Linked DNA regions of Mus musculus: region 1 is linked to region 2. Evidence: chromatin loops called from intact Hi-C (ENCODE). Cell type or tissue: heart. All regions are shown on one strand. Each heading gives the region's core, and the rest is flanking DNA. Links, peaks and the distances in the headings are about the cores only.

The links. A loop is a pair of places that touch in the nucleus more often than their neighbours do. Peaks named below come from ENCODE experiments on the same cell type or tissue, not always from the same donor. Only the 100,000 strongest peaks of a DNase experiment are listed, where the experiment ranks them.
Region 1: it touches region 2 in a loop (2.2-fold over the local background); 8 of 42 quality-filtered maps call a loop at or near these places.

Annotation. Positions count from the first base shown.
Region 1 is chr5:64,323,035-64,330,885 of GRCm38, forward strand. It overlaps Tbc1d1 (TBC1 domain family, member 1), which reads left to right. Exons shown (of 22, transcript NM_001310611.1): 17 at 1,417-1,575. Among named protein-coding and RNA genes, the nearest start is that of Gm43837, 51 kb to the right of the region's middle. In heart, for the core only: a CTCF peak has its summit at 3,706; DNase peaks (open chromatin) are centred at 2,907, 3,627, 4,577 and 4,717; H3K27ac peaks cover 997 bases.
Region 2 is chr5:64,375,241-64,383,091 of GRCm38, forward strand. Gm43837 (a long non-coding RNA gene) reads left to right here and starts at 2,713. Exons shown (of 3, transcript XR_003955925.1): 1 at 2,713-2,795. In heart, for the core only: no CTCF peak of the experiment used is centred there; DNase peaks (open chromatin) are centred at 1,421, 3,881, 4,761 and 5,721; H3K27ac peaks cover 2,836 bases.

The sequences.
Region 1 (7,851 bases), core at 1,678-6,677, 51 kb before region 2:
TTCTTTCTTTCTTGAGAGTTACAAAACACATGCACACATTTTTTTCTTTGTCTTCCTTCCTTCCTTCCTTCCTTCCTTCCTTCCTTCCTTCCTTCCTTCCTTCCTTCCTTTTTCTTTTTTTTTCTTGAGACAGGTTTCTCTGTACAGCCCTGGCTGTCCTGGAACTCACTCTGTAGACCAGGCTGGCCTCGAACTCAGAAATCCGCCTGCCTCTGCCTCCCCAGTGCTGGGATTAAAGGCGTGCGCCACCACTGCCCAGCTATCTTTTTTTTTTTTTTTTTGACAGTTGTGAAGTCTCTAGTCAGGATGTCAGCCCCACTCTACCTGGGCCCAGCTTCTGCTGGCTGTAGCAGACTATACTTGTGTAACTTCCCGCCTCAAAGCTGTCTTCCTCAGCTTCCATGGGCACACTGGCTCCTCTTCTCAACTCCTCCTCTGGGTGCTGCTGTCAGGGACATTTGTCTTAAGATACAAAGTCCAGGTTTTAGTCACGATGACGTCATCCTCAGTCCTGACTTTAGCCACATCTGCAGAAACAAGGCCAATTTTAGAGGTTCCAGGGGTGAGGAGATGGATGTAGCCTTTAGAAGCCCACTCTTCATTCCCTGCTCAGAGTTTTCAAGTTAATGCTGAGGTAAACGTTTAGGGAAAGTGTGGAATGCAGTTGCTTAGCACAGGGCCCTTCCTTACAGTTCTCCCAAGCTGATCTACAGGGTGGAGAAAAACCAACCACTGACCAAGGTACCCTGACTCACTCAAGATACCTTCCTTCTGGACAGTTCTCTTCCCTTTTCCTTCACCTTTAAGGGTTGCTTGCATGACGGAGGCTGTGAGCTCCTGATTGCTGAGATGCAGAGGGCCAGCTCTTTCCCCTGAGCTCTACCTCACTTTGCTTCTCTTCCTGCTCTGAGACATGTGCATCTTCCTTTCATTGCCTCGGAGCATTGTTGGTTGGCTTCAGGTTGGCTTGGGTTGGGTCAGGATTCCTGCCATAACTCAAGAATCCCGTAATTGGAGACTAGGGGTGGCATAGTCCATGAAGTGCTTGCCTTGCAAGTGTGAGGGCCTCCATTTGGTTCCCAGAACTCACAGGAAACCTGGGAGCCATAGTGCCTGCTGTAGCCCCAGTGCTCGGGATGCGGGAGGCAGAGGTAGGTACAACCCTGGGGCTGACTGGGGAATGCAGCCTGGTGAGTGACCATGTCTAACTAACTAAAGTGAGTGAGTGGATGGCGTTCCTGAGGTTGTCTTCCGGCCTCCATGTCCACGTGTACCCATACCCACATGCCCCTGAATGTCTGTACACACAATGAATTTGCAGTCATGAAAAAAGGCACAACTCTTTTTTTTTTTAATCAATGAGCTGAGTTCTGTGTATAAAGCCTGGTTTAATATTTTCCACTCACTCTGTTAAAGGTGTGCCACGTCATCACCGAGGTGAGATCTGGAAATTTCTAGCTGAGCAGTTCCACCTTAAACACCCATTTCCTAGTAAACAGCAGCCAAAGGACGTGCCCTACAAAGAGCTCCTGAAGAAGCTGACCTCGCAGCAGCACGCCATTCTCATCGACCTCGGTGAGTCCACCCCGCCCCAGAGCCAAGAGGGAATGCCCCACCCTTGAGGAGTGTAGAGAGACTATCCAGGTCATTTAGTGATCACAGGTGCCCTCTGAGAGCATACGCGGGCTCCCTTCGTGCCTGGCGGCTGGCTTGTTCTGCTTGGCATGTTGTAGGTGTGAGGAGGCCTTGAGTGGTCATTAAGTCTGTTCATTGACACAGAACTCTGGTTCAGCTCAGTAATTCATATTTTCCAAGGGATGCTTTACAGTACACTGAAGGAGCAACCTGGGAGACACATCGGCTTGGATTGGCTACAGGAGAAACACACAAGCTTGGTTTGCTTTTAGAAGCAGTCTCTGGGCTGTGGTGTACAAACAGAACTTGTCAGAATAATTGTAGAAAACTGTGTGTTGGCAGTTTCGTCTTGGAAAGTGGGCAGTGCCTTGGTTCTGGAATAGCTTTTAAAACGCAGAAAGGAAGCAGTGTATTGGATTTGCAGTTTCCATGGAAAAGACCTCGCTGACTTAGAATGTAATTATGTGGAACAAGAGACCCTCTGACTGTTGGTGGCTGAGCAGCGATGGAGCCCTGCCTTCCTACTTGCTCCCAAGGCCTGTCTCTGCTGGGGGGAGCTAGCTCCGTGGCCTTCCCGAAGGCCAGTTCTGGATGCTGAGGATGTCGTCCCCCCTCCCCAGGACATGCGCCTGTCTCTGCTCAGTGCACTGCACTGCCCATTCTGTGGGTCTTTCCCCGTGTTACAGCCGCAGTGGAGACGGTGAGCTGGGTCAGGCCGGAGTCAGAGCCACACACAGTATCTTCATGCTTGGAAAAGTCCCTCAGACTACTCTGCAGGGCTGGCTTTGAATGTCATCCTCAGAACTGTCCTGACTGTAGCTTCTCCGCCCACAGGCCAAGCCCACCCTTCCTAACCCACACTCTTTCTCCCTGGTACTCAACTACTGCAGTGATTATTATTATTATTATTATTATTATTGCTGTTATTGTTTAATGCTAACACTTAACTTTACCTTGAGTTGAATGTTGTATGAAATTTACTCAATCCATTTCTTTTCATTTTCACAACAGTACACATAGACAAGTGCAGAGAGGTTACATAACTTGTTCATGATCTCATAACTAATTTGCATGAGAACTGTGTTCATCCCCTCCTAGCCCCTACCTCTGCTCAGCAGGATGGTGCCCTCCATGGGCTGCACTTGGGCTGTATTAGAGTGTACTCTCAACTCCAAGGACAGTGCCCGACACATAGTAGGTACTCAATGTATCTTTGCCATGTTGATGGCGAGGCACTGAGCAGTCAAGTGGCATGGCCATCAGCGCAGAGGTGCAGGGACCTATCCACCATCATTCTGACAGCCTAAGACTTCCAAGCCCTACAGGCTCCATGGTGCTAAGAGATGCCAGTACTGGGCAGGTGAAGGGGGAGGCTGACTGGCATGGCCAATCGATCTCCAGCCAAAGCCCATCTGGCCTGGTGACCCTGTGGAGGATATTTGTACATTATCAGCAGCTGAATTTGTTAGTGTGGTAACAGAACAGTGGCATCGTGTTCCTGTTCTGTGAGGTGAACTGAAAACTGACCTGGGGGTAGGGGTGTGGAAAGGAGTGGCAGGTCTCTCTCCTGCCTTCTCCACTCCCCCATGGCACAGGAGGAGAGGAAACACAAGAAATTTTGCTCCCTGTTTTGCATTTTCTTCCTTTGGCTTCTTGTCTGCATTCCCCTTACTCTTCCTGGACAGGTCAGCCCTCTGCCTCTGACTGCTTGAATGTCATCCCTTTTCTGCAGAAAGAGAATGAAGTCCAGATTGGCCACACTCCCCTGCCCCTGCCCCCTCCCTCCCCAGCCAGCCCTCTCCCTAGGAAGCACTGTTTGTCTGAGCCCCAGCTCACTGGCCTTTCCCCTAGAAAACAGCGCCTGATTCACATCCTCTCTGCCCCTGTTCAGCCCCACCCTCTCCCTTCTGCTTCCAAGGCCAGCTGCACACAGCCCCCACTCTGTTGGCCCTCCTTTTTTCTCACCTCTGGCCCAGTGCTGGCCTGGCCTCCACTTTGGATGACCTCCAGCATCCTCCCAGGGGCCTGAAGAGCCTCTATTTGCAGCAATCTGTGTCGCGACTTACCTCCACCAGGGTCCTAGGGTTTATCCAGGGATCCTGCCAGCATCATTTTGTCCCTATGTGAACCAGACATCCTGGTTGCTGACCTAGACCCAGTGGTGAAGTCTGGCAGCCTTCTGCAGGACTCCTGTTCTTCTGTGAGTCGACATCAAATAAGGCCTAGCATGGTAGGCCTCCAGCTCTGGCCATGACATGTGTCACCATCTTTTGTTTAGTCCACACTGTGTATCTTGTCTGTTGTGTATATTCCGTCTGTACTGTGGCGGTCTGGGCCCAGTAGAGGTGTGTGGTGTAGAGTGATGGCACAGTCCATGCCTTTCAGTGTAGCTTTCCTACAGTAAGCGGCTGGAGGAAGAACACCACAGGGGAGAAGGACTTTGGCTTTTCAGTGGTTTGCTTTCTGTCTCTTGGTTTATGAGACTGGCCTTTTACTTTTTGTAACAGCTTTTTGTAAGACTTGTTCCTTCAAAGAATAAAAACAGTAGACTTTATCGTTTGGTCATATTCTCTAGTTTACAAAATGTGATTTCAGCTGTGGCCTGGCTTCATCTTTACCCAGCCTGTTGTGGACTGTGTGGCCCAAGGACTGGAGGAAGTACTTTGGCAGCTCTGTGCAGAGCTCCTTAGCCTCACTGCTTGTCCCGCTGGCTCTGTTTCCTGCTTTCTTACATCTTGCCCTCTGCCTTTCCCTTAGTATAGACTGCAGCCAGCCAGGAGAAAGCTGCTGCCAGGCTCAGCAGGTGCCATGGGGCTTTCTCTGTCTCCAGCTCAATGGACTGCTCTGACCTTCTGATGACTATAGCCTTTCTCCCCTCTGCTCTGTAGGCGTGGATAACATGGGCTGCCAAAGTCCTACCTTCTGTTTGGGGCTCCTGCTCACTTTCTGACACTGTTACTGGAAGGTACTGGGGATCCCAGACATTCTCCCGGGCCCCATCCTAGCTGGCCAGCAATCATCTGCCTCTACCTGGTGACTCCGTGTAGCCTCCCCTGGGATGGGAGGACTAGTAGGAAGAACACAGTCCAGTCCAGACACAGGAATCCCATTAAGTCACAGCAGGAGCTGAAACTGCCGCTGTCAGCTCCTTACAGTCTCATTGTGATTGTTACCATGTGTAAAGCTGTGGCACTACGTAGACTCTTTGAAGATCCCTTGGGTCTCTCAGTGGGTCTCTCTGCAGTAGCTTTACTGTTCTTTTCCTGAGTCAGGATCTCACTGTCCAAGCCTAAAACCATCTTGCCTCAGCCCAGCATAGGTGTGCTACCATTTCTGATGTCAGAAATACTGTTGGTTTTTTTTATTTGTTTGTTTTGTTTTGTTTTGTTTTATTTTTTAGTTTTCTTTATTTAATGTATATCTGGGTGTACACCTGCATACCAGAAGAAGGCATCAGATCCAGTTACAGATGGTTGTGAGCCATCATGTGGGTGCTGGGAATTGAACTCAGGCCCTCGGGAAGGGCAGCCAGTGTTCCTAACCACTGAGCCATCTCTCCAGCCCAGAAATACTGTTGTTGATGAGCTTCTTAGAGAGCACAGGGAAACCCAGATGGTCAGTTACTAGCAGAGTGCATGTCTGGAGAGTCACTTAGATAAAGGATCCAGGTTAGGTGCTATCATGAATTGTCTTTCCACCAAATAGATGTTTTAGCCAGAGACCTCAAGCCTGAGGAAGGGAGAAGTCTGCCCGCCTCTCTTTTAGAATTAATAAAAGATGTGTAGGTCTTTATTGCTAACTGTAAATCAGGTAAAAACCTTTATGGCAAAAGACAGAAGCATGCCTAGAACTTGTCATGCATCCACACTAGCCTGTCTGTCCAGTTGGAGACTAAACTCTGTTCTGTGGAAGTCACAGTTCCAGAGTCTAATAAATTCCTGTACCAACAACAGCACAAGTTATCCCAGAGTGCGCACCTTTGATATTATCAAGATCTCAATATGAACTCGCTTTTGTTTGGTCATTCTAAATACACCCTGGGTGGTGCTTAGTGTGAGTTGTCAACTTGACACAATCTGTAATCACCTGGGAGACCAGCCGGCCTCTAGGCATGCCTATAGGAAATAATCTTTATTATGACTAACCAATGTGGGAAGACCTATCTATCTACACTGTGAACAAGAACATTCTCTGGGCTGGAGACCCTAAACTGTGTGAAATGCAGGTGGTGAGCTAGACACTAGCATGCATGCACTCACTAGTACGCGTGCACACACTACCATGCACACATTCAGTAGCTCTTCTGACTTTGGATATAACATGGCCAGCTGCTTCCAGCCCTGCTGCCTGACTCCCTCCCATGATGGAGTACACCTCAGCTGTGAAGTGAAGTAAGCCCTTTCTCTCAGGTTGCTTTTGCCAGAGGACTTCATCACAGCAACAGCAGGAGACACTAAGTTGCCTGTAACCTTGCAGGGATAGAGCGTGAGTGCTGAGATGGATGAAGCAGAGTGTACTTTCATTCCTTCACAGATACTAAAGTCTTCCTGCACCCGCTCGCCGTCAGTCAGTTGTCCGCCAGCCACTGGTTAGCAGCCATCTCCAGCACCTCGAAAGATGTCTCGAAAGTGTTTAGTAGTCAGTGTCAAGACTCCCACAATATTCAGGCTTAAGCTGCCACACTGAAATCCTGTGAAAACCTGTAGCAGGTTGTCACAGATGCTCACATGCCGAGCCCCGAGAGCAGGTCCCAGCAGCCACTGCTCACTCTGGGGCACTTAGACAGAGCTCAGATGGTGTCACTGGCTGCAATTGCAATGGGTCGTCTTGAGCAGCTAGACATGTTGTCACTTTAGGAGGCACAGTTTGGTGGAAGGGCACACAGCCCAAAGGAGGACATCTGGTGCCTAGCTGTGTCACTCTCCACCTCATGCCTTTGAGACAGGGTCTCTCTCTGAAGCGACCGTTCTGTCTCCATCCACCCACAGTGCTGGAGTTACGGGCATGCATGTGACCATGCCCAGCTTTCTGTGTGGCTTCTGGGGCTTCAAACTCAGTTGTCTGTGCTTTTGTATAGCAAGTGCTCTTACTCTCTGAGCCATCTCCCCAGTCTACAGGAGTTTCTTTGTGCCCTTTTGACAGTTTCCATTTAACAATCTCTTTCGGTGTATGAAAGTGGCCTCTCCTTAACAGAGACTGAAAGGGCCTGCAGTTCTCTACCTCATGGTGAATTATAAAGTGTAGTTTATGAAGGAAGGAAGTCCCCTTTTTCCAATGGATTTGCCAAGGACTCCTCAGTTTCTACTTACGATTCTCTGACGAGGGACTTTCAGATCCAGTGCTATATATACACCTAGTGGTTATTCTGCCAGGCTTGTCGCAGGAGAGACTTAGCCCTGGACTTTCCTTTTATTCTTCCTGAAGTCTGGACCAACAGAGCAAACAGCTGGCAGTGTTTTGTGTATAGTCACCCAGCTTTGAGTGAGCAGTGAGGTACACCGAGCTGACGTTGTCCTTGGAGACACAAGGCTCAGGCCCTGCTTCAGCAGGCTCTTCCATAAGGTCTTCTGAGGAATGTCCTCCCTCCCTCCTGGTGCTGGCGTCACACCATCTGACCACCTTCTGATCATGGCGGGAGGGCTGCCACACTCTGGCTTCATGAGAGTGGGTTGTCCAGGAAACAGTCTTAATCCAACTGGTCCGTTCTCTCCCCAGTAGCCTGCCTTGCTCTCCTTTCTGGATTTGCAGCCAGGAAAGTGTATAAGCTGTGTGGGCCTAGAGCAAGTGTTTCACAACTGGGAGGTCGGGACCCCTTTCTCTTTTAAGATCAAATAGCCCAAAGAGCTTCGGCTTATATGGAAAATGTTATATTAATTATTTACTACATTAGAAACTAAAACTGACAAAGTTAAAAATAAGTTTTTATTTTAAAATGACTATAATAAACTCATTATATAAACATACAATGAAAAACAACTGTTTTCCAAAAGAAAACCAGTGATGACTGTGACATTATGTTGTACTTTTTAAATATCTTTCCTAGCTTATTTAATAAATCATCTGGACTATCATATTATCTTTATCTAGTTTGTTGGAATTATATTATTTGAAATAAACAAAGAAAAGGCTGACTTTATAGAGATCTGTAGTTATAAAAAGAAAGGTTTTGAGGCTGGAGAGATGGCTCAGTGGTTAAGAGGACAGGCTGTTCTTCCA
Region 2 (7,851 bases), core at 879-5,878:
TGATTGCTGCTTCCAGATAGAAAACTGTGGAATCCTGGAAAGATCTGAAGAAACGCTCGCTCGCTCGCCTTGTGCTTTTGATCCGTCTGAATTGCGAAAGTAGGTCCTGGGGCTTGAACACGTCCTTCAAAGGGTCTGGTTCTCATTTCTATGCTGCAGTTATTCTCTTCGAGAAGAACGGATTCCCTCCCCACAACCCCACACATTCTTAAATGCTATCGAAAACCATTTGTTTCTTGTGTTGGGGGCGTACGTTTCAAAAGGAATGGTTTTTGAGAAGCTCATTCCATGAGCCACGTTTGTTTGATAGCATAATTTCCAGGGCAGCAATACTGTTGCTTTTCCCAGTTTCTCTTTTGAACCTTCTGTGTGGTGGTGGCAGCTGCGGTGGTGAGACAACAGAGGGGAGAGTGGAGAACAAAGGAGAAAGGCAGATAGAGATCAAGTCATCACTTGAGGTCTCTATGGACAAAGGGTTTCCTAAGGCTGAACTCAGGTTCTGTCCGTTCCTACCCATAGAACAAGGCCAGACCATGCCTCCCCTCCCCGCAGGCCTGTGTGTGTGTGTGTGTGTGTGTGTAGTGAAGCTTTGTACCCATGCTTCCTGCTTCCTTAAAGGAAAGGGGCAAGGCTGTGCGTGTTCAGTTTCTCCCCACTAATTCACCTGTGGGCTGATTCTCCTCTCACTTGGAAGGGTGCTGAGGAGGGACCCCAAAGGATACGAGGAAGTTGTTATTGTAATGGGAATCACCCCAGAGGGAAAGCGCCACTCAGAACAGGAAGTGTCTTCTACAAACAGGACAACAGTGAAGTAGGCATTTTACATCCCCCAGCTGTGCTCCCCACCCCTTCAGCCTCCACCCTGCCCTCTGAGCATCCTCAACTGAGCCAAAGAAAGAGCCACACCATAAAGAGACTGGGTTTCAGGAGATAGGTTCCTCAGAGGATCATTTCTCCACATCTTACTCTCCTGCCTGGAGCCAGAGGTGACAGAGAGATGGTTTTCCCCCTTGTTGACACCATCCTGTGATTTGAGGACCAACTTCCCTCCCCAAACTCTTCTTCTGTCTTGGATATCCCACCTCACACACAGCTATATTTTTTCCACAGGCCTTCGGACTTGCAGAAGTCTTACCCACATAAAAACAGTGTGTTCACTTGTCCCCCACCCTTATCAGCATATCTCCATCTCTATATTTCCTTTTCTATGCAAGAAAACAAAAAACAAAACAAAACAAAACAAAACAAAACAAAACAAAACAAAACAAAAAAACTCCTTCAAAGTCTTGCCTGAATAGACAAGAGACAGAAGCCCGGTCGGTCCTCCTGGCTGCAGTGAGGTGAAGCGGGATGGAATGTTTCACTCAGTGAATGCTACTAGACACAGAGGCAGACACTGCGTGTCCTAACTCATACGTGGCAGCCAGACAAGTCCGCTTCTCAGAAGCAGAAGTAGAAATGGGGTCTGAGAAAGGCAAGAGGGAGAGGGGACAAAGGGGAAACCAGAACACAGATGGGGATGCAGTGTTAAGTTAGGAGACTCGGGGAGTGGGGGGGGGGGGGGTGGGAGACTTTTGGGATAGCATTGGAAATGTAATTGAGGAAAATACATAATAAAAAAAAAGAATTATAAAGATAAAAAAAAAAGTTAGGAGACTCAGCAAAATGTCCTGCAGCAGGAACTGAAACTATTTTAGAGACAACAAGCAGAGAGATGCCGCTTAAGGTGAGGGGAGAGTGCTCATCGCCCTGACCGGAATATCTCACATTACATATCATTACGTATATGTATATATTATCACTCTGTGCCCACCCCATACGTACAATGGCTATGTGCGAATTTAATAAAAAGGAATTAAACCTATTATCTGAGGGTCTGGTGCTACTCTTCCCCCCCCCCCCCAAGCTACTCCGCCAATGCAGCCCTCTGAGGGGCTCAATGACCTTTGTTCACAGAAGTTCCTGTGGACATTTGAGTCCTTGACCTTCTGGCCCCGATGGAGACAGTGGGCACCCTTGCTCATTTCTGTATTCTTCTGACAGGGCTCTCTCTTGCTTACCTATCTCTCTGCCTTTGGAAGTTCACCCTCTCCTGGCAGCCATCTCTGTCCTTCCTTGTTGGTGTGCTAGTCTCCCAAGCCATGAATGATTAGACGACGTGCTCGCTTGGTCAGTAAAGTTTTCTTGAGCATCTCTTACGTGACAGATGACATGCCAGACAGGGAGACTTTATCAAGAGACACTCAAACCGACAACAGACACCCTACTCTGATGGAATGTGGGTGCTAATGGAGAAGACAGGAGGTGAATGAGCAAGTTAGGTAACTTGTGAGGTGGGGGATCAAAGCTGAGGAGAAACAGAATTTGGAGATAGAGTCTATGAAAGGTATTAGGTTAGAGAGAGGGCACAGTTCTAAAAGGAGTCAGAAACTATTTTGTTTGTTTCTTTGTTTTGTTTTTCTGCCTCTGGGTAATGCTGACCTCACAGAGTAGATCTGGAAGTGTTCAGATCATTGCCTCGCTTGGGAGACTTAGAGGAGAACAGGCGTTCATTCTTCAATTGTCCCGGAGAACATACAAACGAGGCTACCTGGTCCTGAGATTTCGTCACAGAGAGGTTTCAATCTGTTGACTCGGTTTCTTGTGGTAGCTAGCTCTCTCAGGACTTCCTTTCTCTAGGGGGGGAGAGGGAGGGTGTAGTTGGGTGATTTGTGTTTCTGGAGATTGCCATTAGCCAAGCTGTCTGGTTCGTGGGCATGCAATTGCCACCCCCTCCTGTGTGCCTGCTTGTTTCTGTAAGTTGATGGTGACATCTTCCTTTCACTTATTTGTATTTTTGCTTTTTCCTCTGTCACTCTACCGAAGGGGTTGTCAGTGTTGAAGAGGGCTGCAGAGGACCTGGTGGCAGCCACTGCCAGAAGGACATCACCTAACTATGGCTGGCATTACTGAGAGTGTTCAGGCTCCACCTGGATGCTAAGCAGACCAGTTGCCATCACGGGTACGACTCTCATTTTCTAGATGAGGGAATGAGGGCACAGAGAGGTGAGCGTTCGAGCCCGCCATCACTGGGGGACAGAGCCAGCAGCCTGACACCAAGACCCTGCCTTCACCTCTCCATTCTGACCCTTCAATCTGTGAGCTTGGTGAAAGGAATTATTACCCCCAGCAAATGAGAAAACAAAGACAGTGAGACCACACTGCCTCTCCTGTGCCCCAGTGTGGTATTTGTCTCCTGTAGAACTATGTGAGAAACGTGTTATTTCCAGCTTGGCCCAGCAAATGGTGCAACGATTTTACAGCCTAATTTCACTCTCCAGCTGGTTCCAAGATATTAATAACGAAGTCTGGGCTAACCCTCTTACATTTCAGGTTTCTTAAAAATCTCCAGCTCTCTCCCAATATAAGCCATTTTGTAAAACGTATTTTTTTTCCCCTGATGGTTTGCTTTTTCTTTCTGAAGAAACAAAGTGTGTTTAGACAGCATGCTGCCCAGTGCTCTTGGATTCCTTTGTATTCGGATCAGCTCTCCTGAATATTTCATCATTTCCTTTCCTTAAACACTGAGTGGTGTTTCACTGAGAAAGGATATCCAGATGTACCATCGCCGAACTGACTTAGAAGCAAAACCTGGGGCTTCTGGAGAGTTCTTGGGAAAACATTTACCCACCCAGAGCTGGAGCACTGGCTGATTCAGAAACAGGGGCTGAGGGTGGGGGTTGGGGGAGAGGAGAGACGGGAGGAAGTGGGACAAGAAACTTCTCTTGTCCCTTAGAGTTTTAAAAAGAAGACGGAAGCACGGGGTGAAAGGACGGGCTTCAAGCTCAGGCATATGTTAAAGGAGGAAATGGGACCGAGTCTTAAAGTGCTGACGTAGGGGAGTCTCCATGGCCTCGGAATGACCCCCAACTTGTCCACGCCCTATCTGACCAGTTCCTGTAACAGGCACCATATAAAGAGCGAGTTTTGTAACACTGGAACTGAATGAAGTCAGCAGAATAAAGAGTGGTCCCAACAACCCTGACCTGCCTGTGTAAACCTCTCCACCCCCAACCCCCAGCCCCACTTCCCTTGACACGCATGCCCGAGCTGGCCTTGGCCTGACTTAGGTGTCCTTGTTAATAGGCTCAGGCAATGATCGCTTCCTAGGCCATTTTCTGAAACACCAGGGTCCCTGCATGACGAGGAAGAGTACAGCTTTATAAGTCAGAACTCTGCCCCACAATCGCAGAAATCCAGACTCCAGCACTGAGAAGCTTTGCCATCCAAGAATCCTCAGCTGGCACTTACCAAAGGCTATGGTAATCATTGGATGTAACATAAGGGGCCTGGCTGAAGAACAATTTGGAAGTGCTTGATATTCTTGTCCTTGGGGTTTGAGACTTCCATCAATCCATACCCACCCACTTTACCAACTGGAAAGAGAACAGAAAGAGACCTAAGACAGGGAGCCACAAGTAAGACCAGCACAGGCCAGAGATCCACAGCTCAGGGATGGGTGGGTGGCCCATTTATAGCTGGAGCGCCTGGAAGTGCATGTGCATCCAAGGAAGAGTGACAACGTAAGCTCCCTTTGCCTGCCTCTGAATTCGGCTCTTACCTCCTTTCCTTCTCTGTGGGTTTTTGGGGTCTTCAGAGGAAAGGCCTGCAATCCAGAGGAGGAGGAGTCAGGAGAGGGTCAGGAGAGAGACCCTCTGCTCACTGAACCGCAGATAGACACCAAGTCTCCTGTAGGTTGATCTCCTGGAAACAGGGCCCACTCCAGATCTACATGTCACATCTGCAGTCCCTTCACACCCTCAGTGGTGGCTTCTGCCTCGAGTCCCACCACTAGAAAGGCTTGGGCAGGAGAGACCCTTGAGCCTAGGAGTTGTAAGACAACATTGTGACCCTGTCGTCCCCCCGAGTCCCAAATAAGTAAATGAATAACAAACAAGCAAACAAATAAATGAAATAAGGTATATTTAAAAAATAACCTGTGCACATTTCCTGAATGCTTTAAGTAGCATCTTACATGCATAAATACATATTTTAAAGTTATCATTACACTCAATACAATGTAAATGCTATGCAAGCCAATGTTCTTCTTATACTTTAGAGAAAATGGACAAGAAAGAAGTCTAGGGATGTTCAGGATCGATGTGGCCCTGGCGTGTTTAACTATCCCTGCTACCCACAGCTGGAGTCCTCTGATTCCACATCTGGAAGCTGACCCGCATCTTTGAGAAGTGGTGTGAATGGCTGCCCGTGACTCAGTGGCTTTGGGACAAGAAAATCCAGTGTGAGGAAACTGTACAGGCTCAGCTACACCAGGAGGACCTAAAGGCAGAGTAAGGAATTCCATTCTGCCAAACACAGGAACATGTTCTGTTGTTTGGGGCAAGTGGGTGATCACTCAGTGACAACCACAGCCCTATGGGGCTCAGCCCTGTGTTTCCCCTGCAGCCTTGAACTCATGGTGGGAGCAAACCAGCTGGGTTAGCCTCCTGCCTCAAGCTTGCTTTCCTCTGAAGTGTGTGGGAGAAGCAAAGGTTGGAGCTGTCACCCCGAGATCTTATCGATTTCTTATGAATTTTGTTCTAGCAAAAGGAAACAGAGTAAAGCTAGCGGGTCCGACTCACGAAATCCAGCTCTCTATATCCTGATGCGGAAGTGAGTTGGGTCAACCAATTTCCTGTTTGGGTCTTTGACAATAAAGCTGTGGGGTTCCCAGGCGACAGCTGGCTTCAGCCAATGGCCACTCTCTCCTGTGAATTCCCCTATTGGCTCTCTCTCTCTCTCTCTCTCTCTCTCTCTCTCTCTCTCTCTCTCTCTCTCTCTCTCTCTCTCTCTCCTCTCTCGCTTGCTCTGAGCATGGGTGGAGGCAAATGAGGAATTACAAAAAGCAGCAAAACCCATGGCTTGCCTGGAGCCATTTACTGCTAAGTGGGCACTGCGCATGCTCAGAAAGTGGTCTGGATGTCAGTTACTTCTCCAGAGGCCAAGCTGGGCTGAGCCCCACCCACATACTGTGACTGTCAGAGAGACTCACACCTCCAAGAAATGTTAAGAATGGTGGTGAAATCTGTCTTTCAATCGACCCTACCAAGGCTCATATATTGCCGAAAGAGCCAAGGAATGTTTTTAGGGAAAAATATTATAAGTGATTGTTTCCTCAATCAAAATTTAATTACTCGTTCATTGAGACATTTCAATATCTGTGCTAAGTGCTACGGATTCCAAAATGAGTAACAGTTAGTAGCCTGCTCTCCCAAGTCTTCCCCCATATTGTGAGGAAGATAGATAAATAGGAATGCAATTTGGGCGGGGGGGGGGGGGGGGGATGTTTGCTACCAGGAGTGTTTGTGAAATGCTCAGGGCTTCCAGGAAACAGTGAGGCTGGCACAGAAATGATCTTGCAGGAGAATGCAAGGCCCTCGGTGGATGAGCGGGTATTCCAGAGGGGAGGCTGCAGCTTTCCAAGAACTGCACTTGAGAACCGTGACAGGGCTGAGATGACTGGAAGCAGCAGCAAGCCAGGGACAAAGAAGGAAGTGGCTCACGCTGCTGAGAATCTGTTTATCTGGGAGAGGCACTCCCCTAACCAACCTGCGTCCAAAAACAATGCACACTGGCAAATGCCTGGGTCTCTGTCAGGGCGACCATGCTGTTTCTACAGCTATAGCCACTGCTATCTTCCGTTTGCTTGATAAAGCCTGAAGATTTTTGTAAAGACTACTCCTTACAAAGTCATGGCTTTCCTGGAGACTAGTCAGGGCATGATAAACCATCACCGCGGAAAATATACATACTTGCTTCATAAAATCTCAACATTTCCCAGACAACCCCGCCGCTAGCTGTTCATCCAGTCCAGGTTGGCAGCCCCCTGTTTGGCCTTAGCCTGATGGGGAACAGGGATGACTTTATCCGGCAAGCACAAGATGGGGAGGAGAGGTGTTAATATGAGCACAAAAAAATAAAAAAAGAAAAAAAAAAGAAAAGAAAAAAGAAAAAGAAAAAAGGGGTGCCTCCAAAAAGTCTGTAAATAAGCGAAGCCCTATTTTGAAAACATCAAAGTGAATACCAAAAGATTCTGACAAGCAACATTTTAAATTGTTACAGAAAGATAAGACTACAACCCTATACTACCATGGTTCTGCATTCTATCTTCCTGATCCCAGGCCTGGGCTTTGAACCCAAGGAACACACTCAAACTCTCAGACCTGTATTTGAGCAATCCCTGGTAATTTCCGTGAAATCTGGACCTGTACATTGCTGAGTGAGTTCTTGGAGCTGTCCAGGAACGTGTCCAGGAAGTAAGGGCTTCACACCGCTTTCCTGAAACCCATCCTGCTGGCCTGCCCTCTCTGCCTGGAGGAATTAGTGTTGGCAGTGACCCAGATATTCCAGCAGGTGGCACTCTTGCTCCAACCAGGTGTTTCAGAAACGTGGCCACTTAGCCAAACTAGAGAAATGGAAATATGGGCTATTATATTGTGTCCTGAGCAGATATGACGTGATCTGAGAAAGGCTGGAGAATATTCTGGAGAATGTAGAGCCATGAAGGACCTGACTCGTGACCACAGGCTGTGTTGTGTCCTCAGCGGGGGAGAAAAATGAGATTCTTAAACCCTGTTTGCTTCCCTGACAAGTGTAAACACAGGTGACAGGGGAGAGGAATATTGCATTAACAGTGGCATCTAGCCTGATGGTAACAGGCACCAGAGTCAGAAAGACCTGGAATATTGGGTCTTTTGCCTGCTGGCTGTATTCTCAGATGATTGACTGGGTTAGTTGCCACGCCTGAGTTTCTGGTCTTTTGCTAGAGATTTTTGTAGCTAGACCCTGGAGAGTCTTAAATAGATGCCCATA